2 separate regions of the Homo sapiens genome follow, and region 1 is linked to region 2. Evidence: chromatin loops called from intact Hi-C (ENCODE). Cell type or tissue: PC-3. All regions are shown on one strand. Each heading gives the region's core, and the rest is flanking DNA. Links, peaks and the distances in the headings are about the cores only. Region 1 overlaps PACRG (parkin coregulated). Region 2 holds the start of PACRG-AS1 (PACRG antisense RNA 1).

Region 1 (11,433 bases), core at 2,099-10,098, 470 kb before region 2:
GTGTTCATAAAATATGTGTAGCTTTATAGTGAGTCTTGTTGGCTTTCTAATGTGATAGAGTAGGCATGCATAGATTAAAACTATGATATAGTGAAATATATAATTGGTCTTCAGCCCATTTCCTGGCATAGGGCTCCTAAAATCCTTAGAATCTCCAAAATGATATCCTTTTTTATGCAAATAAATCAACAGATGGCAGAGGTAGCTTCAGAAAGGAGCTGGTCACTAGAAAGACCAAAGCATGACTAGAGTGTTGGAACTTTCAGCCCTACCCCTGAACCCAGGGAGGGGAGAGGGGCTGAGGGTTAAGTTGATGGCCAATGCACAATGGTTTAATCAATCATGACTATGTAATGAAGCCTTCATAAACCCACAAAAGGACAGGGCTCAGGGAGCTCGGAATAGCTCAGCATGTGTAGGTTCCTGGAGGGTGGATCACCTGGAGAGGGCGGGGAAGCTCCACACCCTTTCCCCCATATCTTGCCCTATCCATCTCTTCATCTGTATTTTGTGTAATATCCTTGATAATAAACCAGTAAACTTAAGTGTTTCCCTTAGTGCTGTGAGCTACTCTAGCAAATTAACCAAACTAAAGAGGGAGTTGAGGAAACTCCAGCTTGAAGCTGGTTGGTCAGAAATTCTGGAGGCCGAGACTTGCAAATGGTGTCTGGGGGAGGGAGGAGACAGTCTTGCGGGCCTGAGCCCCCAGCCCAAGGGATCGGATGCCATCTCCAGGTGAACAGTGTCAGGACTGAATCCTAGGACACCCAGCTGGCATTTACTACAGAATTGATTGTTGCCTATTGGTGGGGAAATCCCCCACACATTTGGCCACAGCATTTTCTGTGTTGACTGCGGCGGCAGTGGGGTGAGAGCGGAGGAAAATGCTTTGATTTTTCCCTAACAAGGACCAATCTGATAGATCCCCACCTGCCACTGAACCTCCTGGTGAGCACGTGTCCAGCTGCGGCTGGTAGATTGTGATTCACAGGGAGGTCCACTTAATAAATGCCCAGCTCTCTCTCCTGTCCTCTCCTGTCTCCTTGCCTCCCTTCTGCACCCTGGCCACAGCTTCCCCAGCTCGGCTCCTGCTGTCTCTTCACCCACACTATGATCTCCTTCATTCCCACACACGTTCTCTTCTCTAGAGGACTGACCTTCAAAATAACTCATTCACATTTATCCCAAAAGAATTCTGAAAAATGGTAGTCTCTTAGAGATCTTTATTCTGGCATCTAAAATGCATGTTTATCATAGTTGCAAGCAATGTAATTTCTAGTGAAATACAAATATTGACATTTAAAAATAAAATTATTTTTTTCACTCTGTTAATTGTATCCAGCCAGTTCTTAGTACCATTAGGGATCTGATTCTCACCATCAGTCATTTTAAAAATACATGAATTTGCTTTTCTTTAATTGCCAGATTTTTATGTTGTTCTTTTATCCCCCTTGAAACTGTATTTTCATTTCACTCTCCTCTCAGAATGTTTTCCTAATGTAACTTTTTATTCTGAAAATTATTATTGATTATTATATGATATGTAAATTAATTTAAACATTAAAAAATTTCCCATAACCATGTGTCCAAGAATTTAAATATATTTAAAATGTGTATTTATACATAGACACCACTTTGAAATGGTGTCCATCTACCTATCTTATGTAAGAGAGTGAAAAGTATAGAAGGAAAAAGAAAGAAAAGAGAAAAGAAAAGAAAGGAAGGGAGAAAGGAAGGGAGGAAGGAAGGAAGGGAAAAGAGAAAAGAAAAGGGAGGGAGGGAGGGAGGGAGGAAGGAAGGAAGGAAGGAAGGAAGGAAGGAAAGATGGAAAGCTCCATCCTGGATAAATTTTGTCATTAGAAGTATTACTAATGCATAACTTTCAGAACACCTGTTGTTAACCAGCAGGCTTGTCCACAAGTAAATCTGAACCATGATGACTCTAGAACCCAGGGCTTGATCCTTCTCCGTCTCAGAGGGGCTACAATTCAATCCAGTTTTTTTGTGATCAGCTTCCCCCAGAACTGGTGATTGCCTCCATCTGACTAGAGTAGGGTGGGGTTTAAGTATTCCTATGCGTCCAGGGTCCTCAATTCTGGGCATCTTTCTCAGACAACTCCCAGAAGGAACTGGCACCAGCACTACTGACCCCCGGGGGCCAGGGTGCTGCCAGCAGCAGAACCCCCAGCGCAGGCTGAGAGGCTAAGACGCGCTTCTGTGGGATGGGGAGCCTCCTTCTCCTGCGGGACTGTGGAATTTGTCCTGAACCCTGGCAGGTAGAGACCACAAAGGGACCTACCTTGCATGAAAAACATAGATGTATTACAAATTGTGATAGGTGATTTTTAAGCATAAAAGTAACATTTTGTATGAAATTCATCTCTTGATAGTCCAGGCTTTTGTTTTCAATTGGTCCATACATGTGGCTGAATACTAATTTATTGTTAGATAAAATGAGGCCCAGCATTAATTTCGAGCCTATGTTTTATTTTATAGAAGGAAGCACAAGAAAGCCCTGTTATAATAAAGCAGATGTGAATGAAAGGAATTTTAACAATGTGACTCAATTCTTTGAACTTATCCTGAGAATTATATGCCAACAATCACATAGCAATTCATTAATCAATAATTCTTTTTAGTGATCTCATCACTGATAAACTGTCGGGTCTGCCTTCAATTTTCTTGAAAGCCAAAAACTAGAAACTGCCTGACTTACAACAGGATTTGCTGCCCAGCCGTCAAAGCCATTCCCCTTCTCAACACCGTCACCAACATGATTTCAAACGGAGCCTGTGGCCTGGTGACCTGGGGCCTTGCAGCCAGAGACAGTGAACTGTCAGGTTTGGGATGGATGAGAGATTTCCTTCTTTTGTAAAGCGGCAGAACTATTGTGAAAGGGGAGTAGAGAAAAGAGAACACCAGGGGCTTTCCTGAGCAGATCATCACTTTCAGAAAAGAGTACACTGAACGTTTAAAATCTGGAAATTGAACTCCTTAAAATTATTTGCATTTGGGTGCTCCTTGGAAAGCCTTTGTATGCCAAAGCTTTGTGTACCCAGTATAAAAATCTCTGCTCCAGAATGGCTTGATCTCCTTGGAGATCAGGCAGAAAATTCTGTCTTTTGCTTTTCTTTGCAATACCTGGTTGAACCACTGACTTACCGTACGTTTTAACTTTCCTGATATCCTACCATTATGTGTTACTATCAGCCTCGAATCATCCTTTCTTATTATTTTATTCACAGAACTGTGGTGTTCTCAGTCCTTGTAGCCAATCTTCTTGTTTTTATCACAGCCTTAATAAGACAGAAAGAAATATGCATACAAAGCTATACTACCAGATAACACAGGAACAGAAAACCAAATACCACATGTTCTCCCTTATAAGTGGGAGCTAAATGATAAGAACTTATGATCACAAAGGCGGAAACAACACACACTGAACTTAGCATCTGGGGGATGTAACAGTATGTACAACAAACGCCCATGATGCGTGTTTGTCTATGTAACAAACCTTCACATGTACCCCTAAACCTAAAATAAACATTTTTTAAAAAGCTATACTACCAGATATGAAACCTTGGGCAAAGTACTTAACCTCTTTCTAAGTCTTGGTTTCCTTGTTTGTATCTATGTATCTACCTCATAGGGTTGTCATTTATTATAAAGATGAAATAAGACCATATATTCTTGAACTTAGAATATTGTTGGGTCCATGCTAGGTATAAATATTAACTATTATTATTAATATCATTAGTATCATTATACATTTAAAATCTCTAACATATTCTATGGTCAACAGTTGAAGGAAATATATTACTAATCTATGTCCATAAATTTTACTTCCCACATATTTTGACTTAAACTATAGTTTTTATTTTGTATTTGCCTTATATATTTAGTTCTCATTAACCTGCTAGTTCTGGGAGAAGGAGACCATTTTCTTTCTGTTTTTTTTTTTTTTAATTGAATGATTTTGTTTTATTCATCTTTATTTTCTTGACTATATATAGTATCCTGCGCATAGTAAGCATTCAGTAATGTTTGTGGAATTAAATTTTGTCAAAGCACACATTTTTTATTTGTGAAAGTCCATGAGTAGCTAATGATCTATTAAACTGGGAACAGAAACTTCTACCTGCATAGTTCCACAAAAGAAAACCATCTGTGTGTTTGTTTAACCAGTAGAATTGAAAGATGTTTTGACTTTGCTCCAGGAATTAGAGTTCCATGTGACCTCCAGATAATGCTGTCTGACACATAATCAGGCCTCATAGAGAAGGAATTAAAAAGCAAGCATTACAGATCCTACATTATTATTATTATTTTTTGGTTTGAGACTGACTTTATTTCTCTCCAAAAAGAAATTAAAGCAAATATTTGTGTATGCAGTTTTAAAACCTATATTTGTTTTGATAGATGGTGTAACTGACATTCATTGGTATGTACGCATGAGAGTATGACTAAAAAGGCCTCTGTACGGCTAGTTATAAACCTTTCAGTTTAGTCTGTGGCTGTACCAGCTAGGCCTACTATGAATTGTGTTTGATTCTGACTTCACCTAAATGAGCCTGATGACACGTGTGAAAAGCCCCACTTCGCTGGTTTTAGCACAGCTGTCCCTTCAGCAGACCGTGACTTGCCATTGAATTTCACATGGGTAGTCCCTTTGGAGGTGCACAGAGTCCGAAAAGCGTTTCTTCCGCCCTTCCTCTTATCACCGTATCCTTGCGCTCTTCCTAGAGCAGCCGCTGCAGCAGCATCGCTTCTACGCTGTGCCCTGCGAGCGCGCCTGGCTTGGTCGCTGCTGAAGTGGCTGAATCTTAGGAGCAGAGGACTCCCCACGCAGTCTCATGTGAACCATGATTCCTTCGTTCACTCCCAGCCCTGCTGTTAACTAGCTGTGTGATCTTGAGCAAGCTGTTGCTGCCTTCTCAGACTCGGCGTAAGCTGGAGATAATGCCCAGCGCTGACACCTGGTAGAGCTGTTGTAAGGATTAGGTGGAGGAGTGCCTGTAAAACACTTAGCACCCTATCTGGCACACAAAAAGAACACAGTACATGATGATCGTGTTATAATTGTGATTTATGACACTGATGAAATTAGTAGGAAAAGTGGTCTCTGTCAGCCCTTCAGGACTTCAGTTTAGACTAATTCCTAATCTTATAGACACTCTTCTTTTTTGCGTATCAGAGATGTAAGTATTGTAAATGTGTCTTAAATTATATCTTATTATCTGATGAAGGAATTATTATAGCCATCTGTCTTAAACTGTTATTCTAAGAAAAAAAAATGGAGAAAGAAGAAATACAGAGTGAGGGACTTAAAAATATTGAAATGGCTTTCAAAATAAAATAATCCCAAAATATGGTACGAGACAACAGAGAGATCAGAGAAGCAAATAGCCAGGAAGAAGCTCTCCTGTCAATTTGAATGTAACTTATGACAAGGGACATGGGAATAGATACCCCCAATCGTCCCAGCGGTGTGTGTTCCCACCCCAGCTTCCCAGCGCCCCAACTCCCTGCTTCTGGGACGTTTAGTCATGTTTTCTCCACTGGAGATGCCTCCATAGGGCGTAGCAGTTCCTGGAGCACAGTGGACACTGGGTGGGAGACAGGTGATTTAACTGGCCTTCCTTGGGCACCAGTGAACAGATGTTGTTGCTAGTCAGTTATGGCCCCTTCTCACGGAGTCCGGGTTCAGGTTCTGCCCCTCATTTCTCAGACAGCGTCCCAGGCCACCTCCACCCATGCCGGACTTTATGCCTTCCTTGACCGGGAGGGCCACTTATCCTTGTTCAGGTCCAAAGCTGCGAGTTTTGGTTTTGTTGTTGTTGTTGTTATTGTTGTGTTTAGAGACTTGGTCTGGCTCTGTCACCCAGGCTGGAGTGCAGTGGTGTGATTACAGCTCAATGCGGCCTCGAACTTCTAGGATCAAAAGAGATCCTCCCACCTCAGCCTCCCGAGTAGCTGGGACTACAGTAGTGTGCCACCATGCCTGGTAATTTTTTAAATTTTTTGTAGAGATAGGGTCTCACTCTTTTGTCCAGTCTGGTCTTGAACTCCTGGCCTCAAGCTATCTTCCCACTTCGGCCTCCCAAAGTGCTGGGATTATAGGCATGAGCCACCGCACCTGGCCTAAAACTGCATTGTGCATATAGCCGTGGAAGTGCTGAATTGTATTGTTATCGGGTACTTTAATAGTGATACATTCAACCGGCTGTGTGGCCTTGGGAGAGTCATTTCAACATGATGAAGGTCCAAGCCCAGGAGATGATCAGAGAATCATCCCGAGTCTCCTGCAGCCCTGGAGCATCTTCTGGTAGCAAATAATCTAAACAGGTATCTTAATAGGTGAGCGGCACGTCTCGAAGAAAAAAATCTCTCCACACAAATGGTAAAGGTCTTGAAGGAGCACCAGATCTGTAGCGTGTGCAGCACCACACTTTTCATATATGATGTGATTAGTGTAAATAAGTAGTTGATTTTGCTTCATAAGTCAAATGATGATTCTTTTACAAATAGCCGTTTGAATAATTCTTTACACCTGCTACTTAGCCATAGTTTTGCTGGAAGGATTGAGTTTTCTTCTGAAGACACAGCACTACTCTGAAGCTTATTTCCCCCTGAATTTTGTTTTTCCCATTTTTGGCTGAGAAGGCATCTGGAGTGACTCCAGCGGGTTTACCTAGGTTTTCCCTGAAGAGGTTTAGGTGATTAGACAATAACAGAAGGAAAAGTAGAGTTGCCAGTAGGTGGCTCACTATGAATGTGCTTGGGACGGGATCAGACATGTCACCCCTCCTCCACTTAGCCTTTGTTTTCAATCCCTGCTGCTTTGAGCCTTTTTCTATAATGTCTGAGTCATTTGCAGCGGGGTGGGTAAAGAGGGGAGAAAGAAGAAAGCAAGCAAGCAACAGCCTTTGAGCTCCGGAATAGCAAAGGCCCCCATCTTGCTCCGAGAGTTCACAGAGTATAGCCCAGTCCGAGTTCTCTTTTCCACGCACACTTGCTTGTTCTTTTGTTCCTTGTGTCCTTGGCAAAGACTGAAAGAACTAAGCCTGGAATACTTGGGCCCTCCCGTGTCACTTAAGAAATAATAAGCCATTGTCCTCATTAAGCCACCCTTGTTTTAGCAAATAGAATCCAGATACCGGAGAGGGAACATTTTGAAGGGAGGCAGAATTAGAGTAGAGATGCTTTACAAAATTCCCTAGAGAAACTGCTTTGTTTCTCCTATTTTATTGCTCCTTACTGAGAAGATTCATATTCAAATGGGTTGGGGTTGTGAATAGCGGCTTGCACATTCTCATGCACCCAGGAAGGCTATGATTATGGCTAATTACAATGAAGAATGAAGCTCTAACAAGAGTGTTCCATCAGATTGTCATTCATGCATGAAGTAACTTAGGCTGGCCAATGGAGGTGTGATTTTGGTAATTACAAACAATGTGGCTATTTGAAAAATGCTTAGTAAATCTGTTCAAGACAAAATAAGGTCTAATTAATCACTTTAGCTCTGAATTCTCCAGATGATCCATTTGCTCTGTTTTTTTTTTTTTAATTTAAGGTCTCTTTAATAAACTAGATCTAAGATATAAAATATGTTCTCGTTGCCCACACTTAAATGCAACTGTGTTACCTGTTTCAAAGGCTTCTTAATTCTGCCAATCATGTTGCAACCTGCTTTTAATGCAACTTGACAGAAGGCTTTTAAAAATAAATGTGTGTATATTCTTGTTGTTACCTGACAAGAAAATGGTTTATGAAAAGTTACTGTAAAACATTAACTATTAATTTAGAAGCCATATTGGTATCATCATTGTGCTGACATATATTAACTCTTGAATATTCGGTGAATGTTGTGTTTAGCACTTAAGTAATGTCTAACTATATGTATTAGTTTGTTTTCACACTGCTATAAAGAACTACCTGAGACTGCATAATTTCTAAACAAAAGAGTTTTAATTTACTCACAGTTCCACATGGCGGGGGAGGCCTCAGGAAACTTAACAATCACGGTGGAAGGCAAAGGGGAAGCAAGGCATATCTTACATGGCAGCAGGAGAGAGATAGAGAAGGCGGAAGTGCCACACTTTTAAACCATCAGATCTCATGAGAACTCACTCGCTATTATGAGAACAGCATGGGGGAGCTGCCCCCATGATCCAGTCATCTCCCACCAAGTCCCTCCTTTGACCCATGGGTATAACAATTCAAGATGAGATTTGGGTGGGGACACAGAGCCAAACCAATCACTATATTATAGGGGAGAAAAAGTAATATATTTTCCTTACCTATCACAAGGTTCGTGGCTGAGAACCTTAGAGCAAAGGACAGAGTAACAAGAGAAAAACATCACATTTATTTAATAGAGGTTATGTGACATGGGAGCCTTCAGAAATGGAGACCCAAAGAAACAGAGATGTGTGTACTTTTATGGACAGGCATGCAGAAGTAAGACTGGAGGATGAAATGGCATGCTCCAATCGGTACAAACTGGGGGCAACTCAGGGAGACCTGATTGCCCAGTTTCTTCTCCGTGTTCCTGAGTGACATTCCTTCCCTCCTGGTATAGGGCAGTACTCCTGTCACATGAGGTCTTCAGGGAAGAAGTGAGGCCGCAGGTCAAAGAGTGGCCTTCCCTGCGGTCATGGCCTGTTTCAGGGAAGAAGGGGTGGAGGGAATTCTAGTTTCCATGCCTACTTCAGGAGACAGAGGACAGGAAAAGTCACAGAGACCCTCCTGCTTCTGCGGCGTTTTCCATTTTCTTGAGCTTAAAACAGTACACAAAGGTGCTATATTTTGGAGTATCATGTTCTGAACCCCAAAAATATTCTACCTTAAATAATTGGAGGCCTCCATGAAGGCACAATGATGACATAGGAACTTATGCCTCTCTATCATTTTTTTTTTCAGTAGATGATTGAAGCGAAGCTGTTTTATGCTTGTCTCTTTTCCCGTTTGCCATTTTTGTACCTTTGTTCTCTCACCTAAAAATAGACTAATAAATGGCCAGAGTTGTTGCAAGAAATGTACAATGATAAAAACATCTAATTATTGGTTTTAAATGCATCAATCTTCAATTTCTTTTAAATGTCTACTAGAATGAAATCTGCCCAACTATCTGAGGAGCTTTGTTATTTTTAACTTATTTGGTTTCTATACATGAACCCAAAGGAACTACCTTTTCCTAATTGAATTAGCAGGGCTAGAAATTCAACTCAGCACACGTTTAACTGAGGAGTATCAGGGTTCAGAACACGCTACCCCAAAATGTGACACCTCGGAGGTCACTCTCTCACCTTCTCCCTCCCTCCTTTCCTTCATCTTCCTTTCTCCCCTGAGGAGGTTCATAGAAACCAAAATTTCTCTTTGCCAAAGCAAACCATAAAACCTAGAAAGGCCACTTTCTGACCTTCTCCTTTCTCCCCTGAAGACCCTCAAGTGATAGGTGTCTTGCCCTGAACAGAAAGGCCAAGAAGAAGCTAAACAAATAAGCCTTGCAGAGTCCCCTCAGTTTAGTACATTAGGTCGTACCCCCTTTTTGTCCAGTCACATTTCTATACAACTGTACATTTTTCCTGGAACCTATGCAAAAAAATTACATAGTTTTTCCTGGGTCTTTGGGTCTTAATTTCAGAAGGCACCTTCCTGTGTCACAGAAAACTTTTGTTACATAAATTTTTTTATGCTTTTCTCTTGTTAATCCGCCTTCTGTTATAGTAGTCTCCGCCATGACTCTTGTAGCTGGTGAGGAAAAGGTATTATTTTTTCTCCCCTACAAGAGTAATGGATTTTACAACTTTGACTGTTATACTTTCTAAAAAATGGGTTTAGCAGGGAGGTGGGGGTGGGGGAGAGAGAAGGAAGACACAAAAAAAGACTAGTTTTTATACAGATATTTTCTTATTTTAACTAATTTATATCATCTATAAAGGGAAGCAAATATTAACGTTATTAGTTTCCTCAAGAGGATAACTAAAGAAAACATTCTTGTAACAGGGGAAGAAGTAATTCCATACCTATTGTATCTATAGAGCTGTGCATTTCATGTCTCTAAAATGGAGTAATTTAAAGTTAAAAGGCCTCTTCTAGTAGTTTTCACCAAATGAATTTTATATATACTGAAGACAGATAAAATAAAAATGGTACAGAAAAACGGGAGTTTTAGAGTCTTGTTTCAATTCTTTAGAAAGTAAGTTGTCTAGCAGAACATGCCAACTTGGTTGCCTAAGAGCAATGTAAACTTGAGTCCCACTCGCCATGTTGAATTATTCTTGTTTCTATTTAGCAAGTGGTCTGGAGTCTTTGATCTGCAATGTGTGTAGTTAAAATCATTGTGGCTATTATTTTATCTGCCCAAAATACAGATTTTCTAGGATTTGACAGTATAAAGCATTTGCTTTAATAAGTTGAGATTTAATATTTAATGGTTTCTCTCAAATTCCTGATTGGTCAATGTATTGTTGCCAATTTGTAAATTTTTATCAAAGGTACAAATTTGAAATGTTTTGCTGTATATCATGGAAGAGAAGCCATGATTATGTTCCCTAAGCAAGTTACGGAGGCTTAGAGTGGATAATTATTCTCTCCTTGTCCTGGTACTGCCTTTGAAGAATTTCCATGTTGAGGGTAAGAGAAGATGGTTTAAAAACCTGATGAATTTAGGTAGTTGCTTGAGAGAATGAGTAAAGTCCATTTTTTCCCTGATTAAAATTAAGTCTGTTAGTTGCTTTTTTGCTCACCAAACACATCAATACAGATGCAGATAAGGTGAGGCCTCTTCCTGTAAATCAGCTGTCAAGGCCTATCGGGGAGAAAAACAATGGACAAGGAGGCAAACTGCTTCTCATGAAGGCTGTGCGCTTCTTGTTTGCAAGAAGAATATTTATGGGCTTCACAGCTGGCAGCAAAGAACATTTAAATATATAACTTCATACACATGCAAAGCATTTTGTAGATTAAATCAGCTCGAAGTGTAGAACCTGAGAGGGTTAATAGAATTTCTTGGTAACCATTTAATAAAATTAATGTGCTATTAGTCTGATGTCTTAATTCAATTGGCTGATATATATTCCCAGTTTTCACTCATAGGTGAGCCTTAGAAAAAGTTAGTAAAGATTGTTTTAAGATTGCCAATTTTCTAAGAATGGGAATACAATAAAATGTAGGTAATCAAAATATTGAATCTTTGATCTAGGATCTGTTAGGATAGCAATAATAGGTGCATATATAATGTCTTGTATATTCCTCAAATTTTTATTATTTCCTTTAACTTCCAAAATTAAGAAACTGCCAGAAAAGTATGGCAGGTGTTCTTAGCTACCTATCAAAGCGAAAGCAACTGAGACCCTGAGTGAAGTCGTCAACACAAGGAGCACCACAGAGGGAACGTGGAAGCTCTAAGCAAAACCCACCTCCCTCTGC
Region 2 (11,239 bases), core at 1-8,000:
TCTGGCCTCAACTTCCCCAGCGCCTGCTGGGCATTTCCCCCAGGATGCCGAAGAGATCGATCCAAACCGAATGCATGGACCCACCTGACTCCCGCCACTCTCCGACCCCGCACCCTCTCCCCGCGGAGGGCTCCAGCTCAGTGAACAGGAGCTCACGTCACCACGGGGACCAAAATGCCGGGATTCATCCTCCTTTTTTTCCACGTCTGCACCCAGTCCAGTACAAATCCTGTCTACGACACCTTCAAGATCTGCATCTGACCAAGTCCCAGCCCCTCGTCCTCACTCTAGTCCAGGTCCCTGGCTCCCCCAGCTGACCCCCAACCTTGCAAGGGGTGGCCGGATCCTCTACCCGGAAGTCAGTGACCCTTTAAACGCCAATAAGGTCCCCATGCTCTCAACCCTCCAACGGCTTCTGCCTCCCAGCTGGGGCACATTCCAGATCTCTGCTGCGGGTGATGTGCGGCCTGAAGGATGTGGCCCTGGTTCCTCCTGAGCTGTTTCTTCCTGGTGGTGTTGGGCCCCTCTGTGGGCAGAGGCTGTGCTGGCTTCGTCCCTGCTCCAGCAGCAGGCCCAGCATATCCTCCCCACAGAGCGGTGCCTGGACGCCCCCCACAGTGTTCACTGAGCCTCCTCCCTCCCCTGGCCTCACTGTGGTCTCTGCTAAGTGTCGCTACCTCAGAAGGGCCTTCCTTGACGCCATACCTCTTAATCTCTGTCGCCTATGGCTTTACTTGCTTCAAAACATGGACGAGTGTCTGACTGCAGTACCTATATGCTTGATTTTTCACTTATTTCTTTACCGTGTGTCTCTACCCTAGGGCGTGAGCTCTGTGAGAGCAGGGAGCGCCTTTCACTATGACATCTCCCTCGCCAGGAAGCACGCCCTGGGCCTAGTCAGCCTTCAAAAGACATTTGTTGGCTGGGCCCGGTGGTTCACGCTTGTAATCCCAACACTTTGGGAAGCTGAGGCAGGTGGATCACCTGAGGTCAGGAGTTCCAGACCAGCCTGGCCAACATGGTGAAATCCCGTCTCTACTAAAAATACAATCATTACCCAGGCATGGTGGTGCTCGCCTGTAATTCCAGCTACTCAGGAGGTTGAGGCAGGAGAATCTCTTGAACCCAGGAGGCAGAGGTTGCAGTGACCCAAGATCCCGCCACTGCACTCCAGCCTGGGCAACAGAGTGATACTCCTGGGCTTTGCCCTCGTGTGTGACTTAGGCAGGGTGCTGGGCTTTGCCGTCCTGTCTGACTTAGGCAGGAGCGCTGGGCTATGCTCTCCTGTCTGATTTAGGCAGGGCGCTGGGCTTTGCCCTCATCTCTGACTTAGGCAGGGGCGCTGAGCTTTGCCCTCGTGTCTGACTTAGGCAGGGGCGCTGGGCTTTGCCCTCCTGTCTGACTTAGGTAGGGGCGCTGGGCTTTGGAGCGTGTCCTGTGTCAAAGGTACTGCTGTCTTGAGGGAAGAATTATCAGCCCAAGGTAAGATTCCTTGGAGACACTCAGGCTTTGGAAAACACAAATAGATGCTGCTCTCGTGGAGAAAGGTGTTCATTATTCTGTTTAAACCAAGTCAGAGGAAAGTATTTTAAATACCCTCCAAAGCTCCCGGAAATGCAGGGCCCACCTGTCTGTTCAAAGACAGACCAACATCCTTCGTGTGAGCTGCAGCCTAAGCAGGGGTCTGGTGTGGACGCCACGTGACACACTCACCGTCTCCTCCGGATTTCTCACTGGGTTCCTCTGGGGACCACGCAGGACCCGCACTAGATGAGCATCACTGAGGCTGCAAGCCGGTGTGCAGACCCCTTCCAGACGCTCCCCCGCCGTCCAGTGTGCCCTGTAGAGGACTCAGTGCAAGTGGCCTCAAAAGGCCATTCACATTCACATTCTCAGTGAGACCAAAGAGAAGGAGACCAAGTGTCCTGACCCCTCTGACAGCCAGAGTTACCCCAGCACACCCTAGATCAGCAGTTCTCAAAGTGGGCTCCCGGGGCAGCAACCTCAGCGTCACCTGGGAGCTTGGGAAGAGGAGCTCGTGTTCTTAGGGCCCTCCCTAGAGCCGCTGAATCAGAAACTTTGGGATGGGGTCTGTCAATCTGTGTTTGGACAAGTTCCCCAGTGACTGTCACACACCATGAAGTCTGAGAACCACTGTTCCAAACCGAGGCTTCTAACTGGATGTTCATTCCCAGCCATTTGGAAGGCTCAGCTGAAAGCCAGTGAGCCAGAAGCCAGCTCCACTGATCCTGCTTTCCAGACTGGCCATTCTCACAATGTTCCATTAGGCAATAGGGCTCTTCGGGGAAATTAATAGAATGTAGGCTTCAGGAATCATCAGAAAGCTGCAGCTTCCCTCGTCAGGGAAGCTGACGTCTACATCGTCCTCAGTCTAGAACAAGAATAATAGGTGTACCTTAGAAAAATGTGCTTTCAGTCCATCAGTAAAAAGCCAATATTGTAAAATCCTATTATCTTTGCTTCAAGTGTTATCAAAAAAATAATAATAATAAAATAAAGGCTTAGAAGTTTCACTGTTCAACATGGCATTTCGAAATATTCGATGTAATTGTTGTCTTTACATTTGAGACTTTTTTAAAAAATGAATCATTTCCATTAATACAGAAAGAAATCTTTCTAGTGGAGGCTCAAAATTCAAATAATCAGAATCAGTTCTTCTAAAATGACTTACGTATAATCTTGTTTGCCAGACACTGAAGTAAGATGTCTGTATTAGCATTTTCTCCATTGCCGCAGGTTTCTGTCTCTGTGGGTTCGTGAAAACAACCTACAGCCAAAACTATGTCCACATACAGCAAACCCACATGCCACTTGATTTCATCAAATGCATAATAGGGGCATTCTAGAACCAGAGCTTTAAATGGCCTTTTTGTCTCCTTCCTCATACATCTGGGGCAGCGAACATGACATTAAAATGCAGCCAGAAAAATGTCCCATAAAGAACTTTATTGACAACAAGGTAAATTTTTAATAACTCTTCAGTAGGCTTCATTCAAGAGGGGGTAATATGTCATATGAGTAGGATTTTTACAGCTCTCATAGGAATTCCCCATATTAAAAGAATGTTTGCAGTTTAGAGAGAACCCAACTGCAAAACATTCCTGAACTGTGACAATATTTGTCTCAATCTAATATTATGTGGTGGATCTTTGTTTGTGGAGAGGGGAGAGGCTACGTCCTGCTGGAGTGATTTTTCCATCAATTCAGGGCTCAGCAAATATGACCCAAACAAACAACCAAATTGATTAAAATGCTTTATTGAGAAGGAAGAGATTGAGTCTTGGAGACCTGTTTCAATAGCTACTCATGTCACCAGCAGGGCAAAGGCCACATAGCTGACAAATACCACCACATCTCACAGAAGAGGCTGAGGCGTCCTGGCCGAATAATGCTTTATTCTGGAAAAGATCTGTACGAATCTGCAAAGCAGTGAAAATGTGTGGACGGCTTCTGTTTCTTCAGCCGCAAGGGAGGCCACCCTTCATTGCCGGAGGAAGGCCCGCCCTCCCGGCTGTGGTTGCTGTGGAGCTCACAGGGGTGAAGGCATGTGGAAATTCACTGCACCATGCCAGCCTGCAGGACTGGGAGCGTAGTTCCCACTAAAGAGCAAACACTGTACTGTTTTTCCAAAAAAAAAAAAAAAAGTTAAAATCTGGATCCCAATGTTTGTTCACAGCAGGGCTGTAAAACAAGTAGACAAAGATCTCAGGGGCTTTGTGACAGCATGGTGGATTGGAGTTAAAAAGAGGTGGTGTCATTTGGATACACAGATAGTCTAGGCGAGCCTTGAGAGCAGAGAAACTGGCCTCCAATCTAAAACACAAAATGAGGGCTAGAGACCGGTGTGAGGTGGAGAGTAAAACCCTTTGGTTAGGATTCAAGGCCAACTAAACTGCAGCTCTGCCTTTACTCTCCAGCCTTACTTTCTCCATCTGCAAAATGGGAGGGAGGCATTGGAGGTATTTTGTGAAAATCACTTAATACTGTGCTGACACGTAATCTTTCAATAGAAGATAAGTGAAACATATAAATATAAAATATGAAATAAATAGAGAATAAACAAGGTGAACAGAGGCCAGGCGCAGTGGCTCATGCCTGTAATCCCAGCCCTTTGGGAGGCCAAGGCGAGTGGCTAGCTTGAAGCCAGGAGTTCAAGACCAGCCTGGTCAACAGGGTGAAACCCCCTACTAAAAATACAAAAATTAACCGGGAATGGTGGCACGCACCTGTAATCCCAGGTACTCGGGAGGCTGAGGCACAAGAATTACTTGAACCCAGGAGGCAGAGGTTTCAGTGAGCACTCCAGCCTGGGCGACAGAGCGAGACTCCATCTCAAACAAAAACAAAAACAAACAAAACAATGTGAACAGAAACCTATACACTCCACTCTGAAATCCCAGACAAGTTCATCTTAGATGATGTGGCCATTCGGGTCATCAGGGGAAACAACGCTGTGACCAGCCTGCCTTCTGTGACGTGGCACCAGTTTCCAGTGTCACGCAGATGTCACAGCCCTGACCAGGTTCCATGCACACCATGGAACCCGTTTGTTTAAGTTTGTTTATGGCTCTGAAAACCAAGGCATGAAACTTTAATGTTTTCCACATTACACACCTGAGAAGTGATGTTGGGTGTTAGCACAGAATACCAGAAAGCATTTCTTTTTGGCCACCGTGAACATAGACCCTATTACTTTGAAGTTTGTTTCCTCCACATTTTATTGGTGAAAATGTCAGCCTGGTTCAGTCCATCCTTCAAAGATGTGTGGCTCCTTTTATTCACAAACACCCCACAACTCCTCACTGCCATTGGCCACACCTGACTTCCTTCTGTCTCCCGTGTTCCAACGTTACATTCTTTTTTCAGAGACCTCTCAGTTACTCCTGGTTTTTAAAACCTGATTGATCATCAGTGACTGGACAAACACTTTTTAATTTCCCAAGAACCACAGACAAAAACCATGGTGAGGGATCACTGGGATTTAATCACAGATGAGATTTAATCTGTTTATTTTTAGCTTCTTTATGAAAGTTGTAGTTGTAATTTTTTTCCTTCAAAGCGACCCAAGGAACCCTACTTGCATGGTTGGTGTATGTTGAGAACACCCCTTGTCCTGGGCTTAGAGGGTTCTGGTGAGATTGGCTCACATTTCCTTGACCAGACTCAGGATAGAAGCTCACCGTGGCCATGCTAGCCATCTTCCCCTCCCCAGAAGTGAGGTGATATTGTTTGGAGATTTGTCCCCACCCAATCTTATGTTGAGACATAACCCCCAGAAGTGAGGTGATATTGTTTGGAGATTTGTCCCCACCCAATCTTATGTTGAGATATAACCCCCAGAAGTGAGGTGATATTGTTTGGAGATTTGTCCCCACCCAATCTTATGTTGAGACATAACCCCCAGAAGTGAGGTGATATTGTTTGGAGATTTGTCCCCATCCAATCTTATGTTGAGATATAACCCCCAGTGTTGGAGGTGGGGCCTGGTGGGAGGTGCTTGCATCACAGGGGCAGATTCCTCATGGCTTGGTGCTGTCCTCGCCATGGTGAGTGAGTTCTAGAAAGATCTGGTCCTTTAAGTGTGTAGCCCCTCCCCTGTCTTACACCTGCCCCTGCCATGTGACCTGCCTGCTCCCACTTCCCCTCCCGCCATGCGTAAAAGCTCCCTGAGGCCTCCCCAGAAGCCCAGCAGATGCCGGCACCATACTTCTTGCACAGCCTGCAGAACTGCAAGCCAATTAAACCTCTTCTCTTTATAAATTACCCTGTCTCATGTGTTTCTTTACAGCAATGTGAGACAGGCCCAACACGTGAGGACCCCCTCCTGAGCAGTGCCCTCAGTGGGGGAAGGACACAGGGGGTCCCCGGCCTGTGCACCCTACCCACCTGCCACAGTCATGGCTCTGTCATGGCGGTCTCTTTGTGGTTGGGTGTCTGGGTCTTCCCTGCCCTCCCATTTCCTCTTCTGCTGGGTTTGAGCCTCCTGGCTGCTTGCAGGGCCACAGCCCCAGTGCAGCGGGAGAGGAGCCTAAAGCAGCCTCAGGAGCAACCCAGGGCCTGGGATGTGGGGGTGGACAGGGTGGGCAGAGGCCAGAGGCCAACATGACGCCCTGGGCCCTCTGTGGAGATTGTTATTGCTGCTCACAACAGCCTGTTGAAGAAGCTATGTTGTCTGGGGTAAATACCCGGGGTTCATTGTCTCACACCAGGAAAACTGAGGACATGGACACACATGAGGAGTTTAGGAATGGAGGTTTAATAGGCAAAGGAGAGAGAAAGAAAGAGAAAGGAAAACAGCTTTCTCTCTAGTGAGAGAGAGGGGACTTCCCAGAGGAAAAGGCTGGCCAGCAGATGCGCTGGATTTTATAGTCAGGTTTGAGGAGGCGGTGTCTGGTTTACATTAGGGCTTACAGATTGGTCCCATCAGGTATGACGTTTATATAGCACAGGGGGAAGCCTGGCCGCCCCACCCTAATCTTATTATGCAAATGAACTTTCCTGTTGGCCAGGCCATCTTGTCTGCCCCTTACTGTGCACGTGGCTGACAAAGAGAAGGGAAGATGGAGTCACCGTCTTGAACTTGACTGGCACAACTGCCGGCATCTATGTCTGCAGCTCGATTTTACAGGCTGCTCTTTGTTAGAAAGGAAACTAATTTGGGCCTGCTTTACATGAAAAGGAAAACCTTACTGAGGACTTCCGTACCCTCACTATCTGCCTAAGTAATTTCTTCTTAACTCCTGGATCACTGTAAGGCCGGCATCGCTTCCATCCTAGAGGAGAAAGCCTGCATTCGGGGAAGTGAAGTGCTTTGCCCACTCCATCTGTCCACCACACGCCAGCCTGGAGCTGGTGCAGCAAGGCCAGGTGTGTTCTGCAGCCTCCAGGAACAGAATCCCACCCGCAGCCGCAGGGTGCACGCCCAAGGTCCTGTGTGACAGTTAAGCCGGACTCAGGGCTGCTTCAATGCCTAGGACGGGGGAGACGTTCCTGCTCTCCGGAAGCTTCAAGAGGAGTTAATGGCCACAGTCAGAAATGCTCAGGGACTTCCATACTGGGCAGGAAGTTGACCCACCCAACCCCAGAGTCCCTCACAACCCTAACATTCCCTGAGTGCACGCAAGCAAATCGAACAGTTCAATAAGTTAGCTAAACTGCACCAGGCGCAGTGGCTCACACCTGTAATCCCAGCACTTCGGGAGGCCAAGGTGGGCCGATCACTTGAGGTCAGGAGTTTGAGACCAGCCTGGCCAACGTGGCAAAATCCCATCTCTACAAAAAAAAAAACAAAAATTAGTCAGGCATGGTGGCTCATGGCTGTAATCCCAGCTACTCAGGAGGCTGAGGCATGAGAATTACTTAAGCCAGGGAAGCAGAGATTGCAGCGAGCCAAGATGGCACCACTGCACTCCAGCCTGGGCAATAGCATGAGACTCAGTCTCAAAAGAAAAAAAAAAGTTAGCAAAACTGTAAAGAGCAGTTTATCCAAAGGCCGAAGCAAAGGGAGGCAAGGACATCTTCAGCTCCCACTCCCTCTGAAGTCAGCATATCTCATCTCCACGCCATCCAGCACTCTGCATCCCTCCCCTACTCCACCCTGCAGTCAGCATCCCATCCCCACTCCCCTGCAGTGTGCATCCTCCCCAACTCCCCCTGCAGTCAGCATCCCTCCCCAACTCCCCCTGCAGCCAGAAAACCTCCCCCACTCACCCTGCATTCAGCGTCCCTCCCCAACTCCCCCTGCAGTCAGAATCCCTCCCCAACTCCCCCTGCACACAGCATCCCTCCCCAACTCCCCCTGCAGTCAGAATCCCTCCCCAACTCCCCCTGCAGCCAGAATCCCTCCCCCACTCCCCCTGCACTCAGCATCCTTCCCCCACTCCCCCTGCAGTCAGAATCCCTCCCCAACTCCCCCTGCAGCCAGAATCCCTCCCCCACTCCCCCTGCAGCCAGAATCCCTCCTTGGCACTTTCCTTTCTCCCCTTCCCCCCTATTCCCAGAAAAGCAGGACAGCACCCTCCTGGCTCAGAAGTGTCCCCTGGTTCCCATTTCTCTGTGTCCCTTTCCTTCCAGGTGGTGTGAGGGTCCAACTCTGACTTAGGATCTAGGAAACAAGAGTTTCCAGCCACGCGCTGCCACTGAACAGCTGGGAGGTCTTGGCCAAGTAACTTCAACTCTGTGGGCCCCAGTTTCTCTGTCTGTAAAATGAATGGTGGGGCCAGGCTTGATCTCTAAAGTTTCCCCCAAGCACTGGAGTTGGGACTCTGATCCGTGATCTAGAGAATCAGGTGCTACTTCTCCCACGTAGCATTTTACCACCATCTGCCTCCGTGGGCCTTTGGAGGGGAGTAAATACAGCCAAGGCGACTCCAATCTGGGGCACTCTCCACAGGGGAGGGAGCTGACTCCTGGAGTGGGATCGCCCCACAGAGATGCTGCAGGTCACCCCCCTCCCCTGGCTAAAGCGTTTCTCAGGGAGGAAATGGGACTTGGCCCAAGGTTGTCCGCAGGGGCCTGGGAATGAGTCACCCTGGAGTGTGGCCCTTGTGGAGAGCATCCTGTGCCAGCCTCGCCCCCTCCCAGTGTTCTGGGGCCCCTCTGTCAAGGCTGCTTTCTCCAAGGCTGAAAGGGCCCTGGCTCTTTCTCACAGCTCCTCTCTGCTGGGAGCCCCGCTTGCCATGGCCACCACGCCAGGAGGTTCTTTCCATGTTTACTCGCTTTCTAGCCCATGAGACCTTTCTCTTCTCCCTCTAATCCTTTCTGCCCTATGCAGGCATCCCTAAGAGGCCTCACTTCTGTCCTTAATGACCCGCAGCGTGGGACCCCATGCTGGCTCTGTCACACCGAGTGGAATCCCATCTTCCTCATTATTTTCCTTGCATTTTCCAACTTATTTTCTCTGGAAAATCTTAAAATTTGAATTGCTGCTTTGTGGGGACAGTTTCAAGTTTGAGTCAGGCAGGATCAGAGCACCTGATTCTTATTTGAATACGATAAACCTTTATTATAACTCTTATTTTAGGGTCGGGGTACCTGCGCGGGTTTGTTATATCGGTTAACTGCATGTCACAGGGCTTTGGTGCACAGGTAATTTCATCCTCCGGGTAATAAGCCTGGTACCCAGTAGGTATCTCCTCTGATCCTCTCCCTCCTCCCACCCTCCGCCCTAAAGTAGCCCTGGTGTCTGCTGTTCCCATCTTTGTGTCCATGTGTTCTCATCACTTAGCTCCCACTTACAAATGAGAACATGTGGTATTTGGTTTTCTGTTCCTGCATTAGTTTGCTAAGAGTAATGGCCTCCAGCTCCATCCACTTCCCTGCAAAAGACACCATCTCATTTTTTTATGGCTGGGAAAGATTCCACGGTGTATGTACACCACAGTTTCTTTATCCAGTCTACCACTGATGGCCATTTAGGTTGATTCTCTGTCTTCGACAGCACCTGATTCTAAAGGAATAAGGAGAGTAGTTTGATCCAGTGAGAAATGAGACAGATGTGGGGGGCATCTTTACCGAATGGTGTCCCCGCTGCATAAGCAGAGATGTGTTGCAAGGGATCTCTGGATTATAAGCTCCTGTTTTTATCATATCCCCTCATGTGTTGACCAGGTGCTGCTTGCCCAGCATGCTGTGAACCTGCACTGAGAGGGAAGGTGGTGTCTCCGGGGGTGGGAAGCAGCAGCCTCAATTTGCTGGCAGGGCCCTGAGCACCTAACCTAGGGGGGAGCGCCTAACCCAGGGGGAGCGCCTAACCCAGGAGGGAGCGCCTAACCCAGGGAGGGGCACCTTACTCAGTGGGGACCGCTTAACCCTGGGGGAGCGCCTAACCCAGAGGGGAGCGCCTAACCCAGGGAGAAGTGCCTAACCTGGGGGGAGCACTTAACCCAAGAAGGAGCACCTAACCCGGGGTGGAAGCAGACACCTCTCACGGGAGCTACCCCAAACTCTGCAGAAATCATCTGAGTCCCTTTGTTCCTCCCCTTCTCATTCACCCCTTCTTCCTGACCCTTTTCTTAATCCAGCTTCTTTTTATCTCCTTTTCCTCTTTCTCCATCTCTGTGGCCTAGTCCAAGGATCTCTAGTGGAATTCCGGGGCAGCTATTGGTCCACAGAAACAGAGCAGTGAAGTCCTCCAACAATGCAATGAGTTACTGCAAATGAAGGGAAGCACGTGGGTGGAAACAGGCGGGGCCGACCCAGGGAAGGACAGAAATGGGGCTGATAAAGGAAGAAGAAGGCCATGCATGGTGGCTCACGCCTGTAATCCCAGCACTTTGGGAGATGGGCAGATCACTTGAGTACAGGAGTTTGAGACCAGCCTGGGCAACATGGCAAAACCTCGTCTTTACAAAAAATATACAAAATTAGCCAGGGGTGGCGATGTGCACCTGTGGTTCTAGCTACTTGGAGGCTGAGGTGGGAGGATCACTTGAGCCTGGGAGGCAAAGGCTATAGTGGCTGAAATCACATCACTATACTCCAGCCTGGGCAACAGAGCAAGACCCTGCCTCAAATTTTTTTTTCAAATATTAATAATAATAGAGAGAAACTGAGTCCGAGTGCCCACTGCCCCTGCTCCCCAGGGCAGGGAGAGGGGATGCAGGGCCAGGCCGTGCTGGACCCGGGCCATGAGTGCCCCTGGGTACCTGGTGGCTCTGAGTGGTTTTCTTGTAAACCATCTGAGCTGGCTCAAAGGAGCCTCTGCTAAGTGGGGTGACAAATGTCATTCTCCATTGAAAGAAGGAGATCCTCTGCCTGACACCTAAAGAAGCTCCCTGGTGTCACGATTCCCCCCTGGCCACTAATCCAACTCTGGAGGCTGTGCTTCATTTCCTCCCTGGTCTCAGCTGTGATCCCTGTGCTTTCACTCCCTTCCCCACCAAAACCCATAAGCTGAGCTCTTTAGAGCAAAGGGCTATTTTTCTGCCCTTTCCCCTACGTCCAGTATGCCCATCCCCTGATGCATGAGCACCACCCCCAACCCCACTTAGAGGATATCGTGCACACTGCACAGGCCAGCAGCACCTCGCCGCCTGGCCTCCCACATCTGCTTCATGATGAGGCTACCAGCGTCCCAGAGAGTGGAACTCAGGTACAACGTGATCAAGGGGCATGACTCAGCTTTTTCTCAAACAGTTCTCTTTGTATCAGTTCGCATATCTTGGACAGTCTTCACTGAAGGGTGAGGATGGGGAAGAAATTCAATTCATGTGTTGAA

The links. A loop is a pair of places that touch in the nucleus more often than their neighbours do. Peaks named below come from ENCODE experiments on the same cell type or tissue, not always from the same donor. Only the 100,000 strongest peaks of a DNase experiment are listed, where the experiment ranks them.
Region 1: it touches region 2 in a loop (6-fold over the local background); 2 of 110 quality-filtered maps call a loop at or near these places.

What each region holds. Positions count from the first base shown.
Region 1 is chr6:162,850,217-162,861,649 of GRCh38, forward strand. All of the region lies in intron 2 of PACRG (parkin coregulated), which reads left to right. Among named protein-coding and RNA genes, the nearest start is that of PACRG, 130 kb to the left of the region's middle. RefSeq lists enhancers at 5,582-8,682, 6,475-7,038, 6,641-6,935, 7,039-7,601. In PC-3, for the core only: a CTCF peak has its summit at 6,759 (motif pointing right); a DNase peak (open chromatin) is centred at 6,795; H3K4me3 peaks cover 460 bases.
Region 2 is chr6:163,321,678-163,332,916 of GRCh38, forward strand. PACRG-AS1 (PACRG antisense RNA 1) reads right to left here and starts at 2,796. Exons shown (of 6, transcript NR_028390.1): 1 at 2,693-2,796; 2 at 1,714-2,392. RefSeq lists an enhancer at 1-407. In PC-3, for the core only: no CTCF peak of the experiment used is centred there; a DNase peak (open chromatin) is centred at 3,134; H3K4me3 peaks cover 1,273 bases; H3K27ac peaks cover 2,887 bases.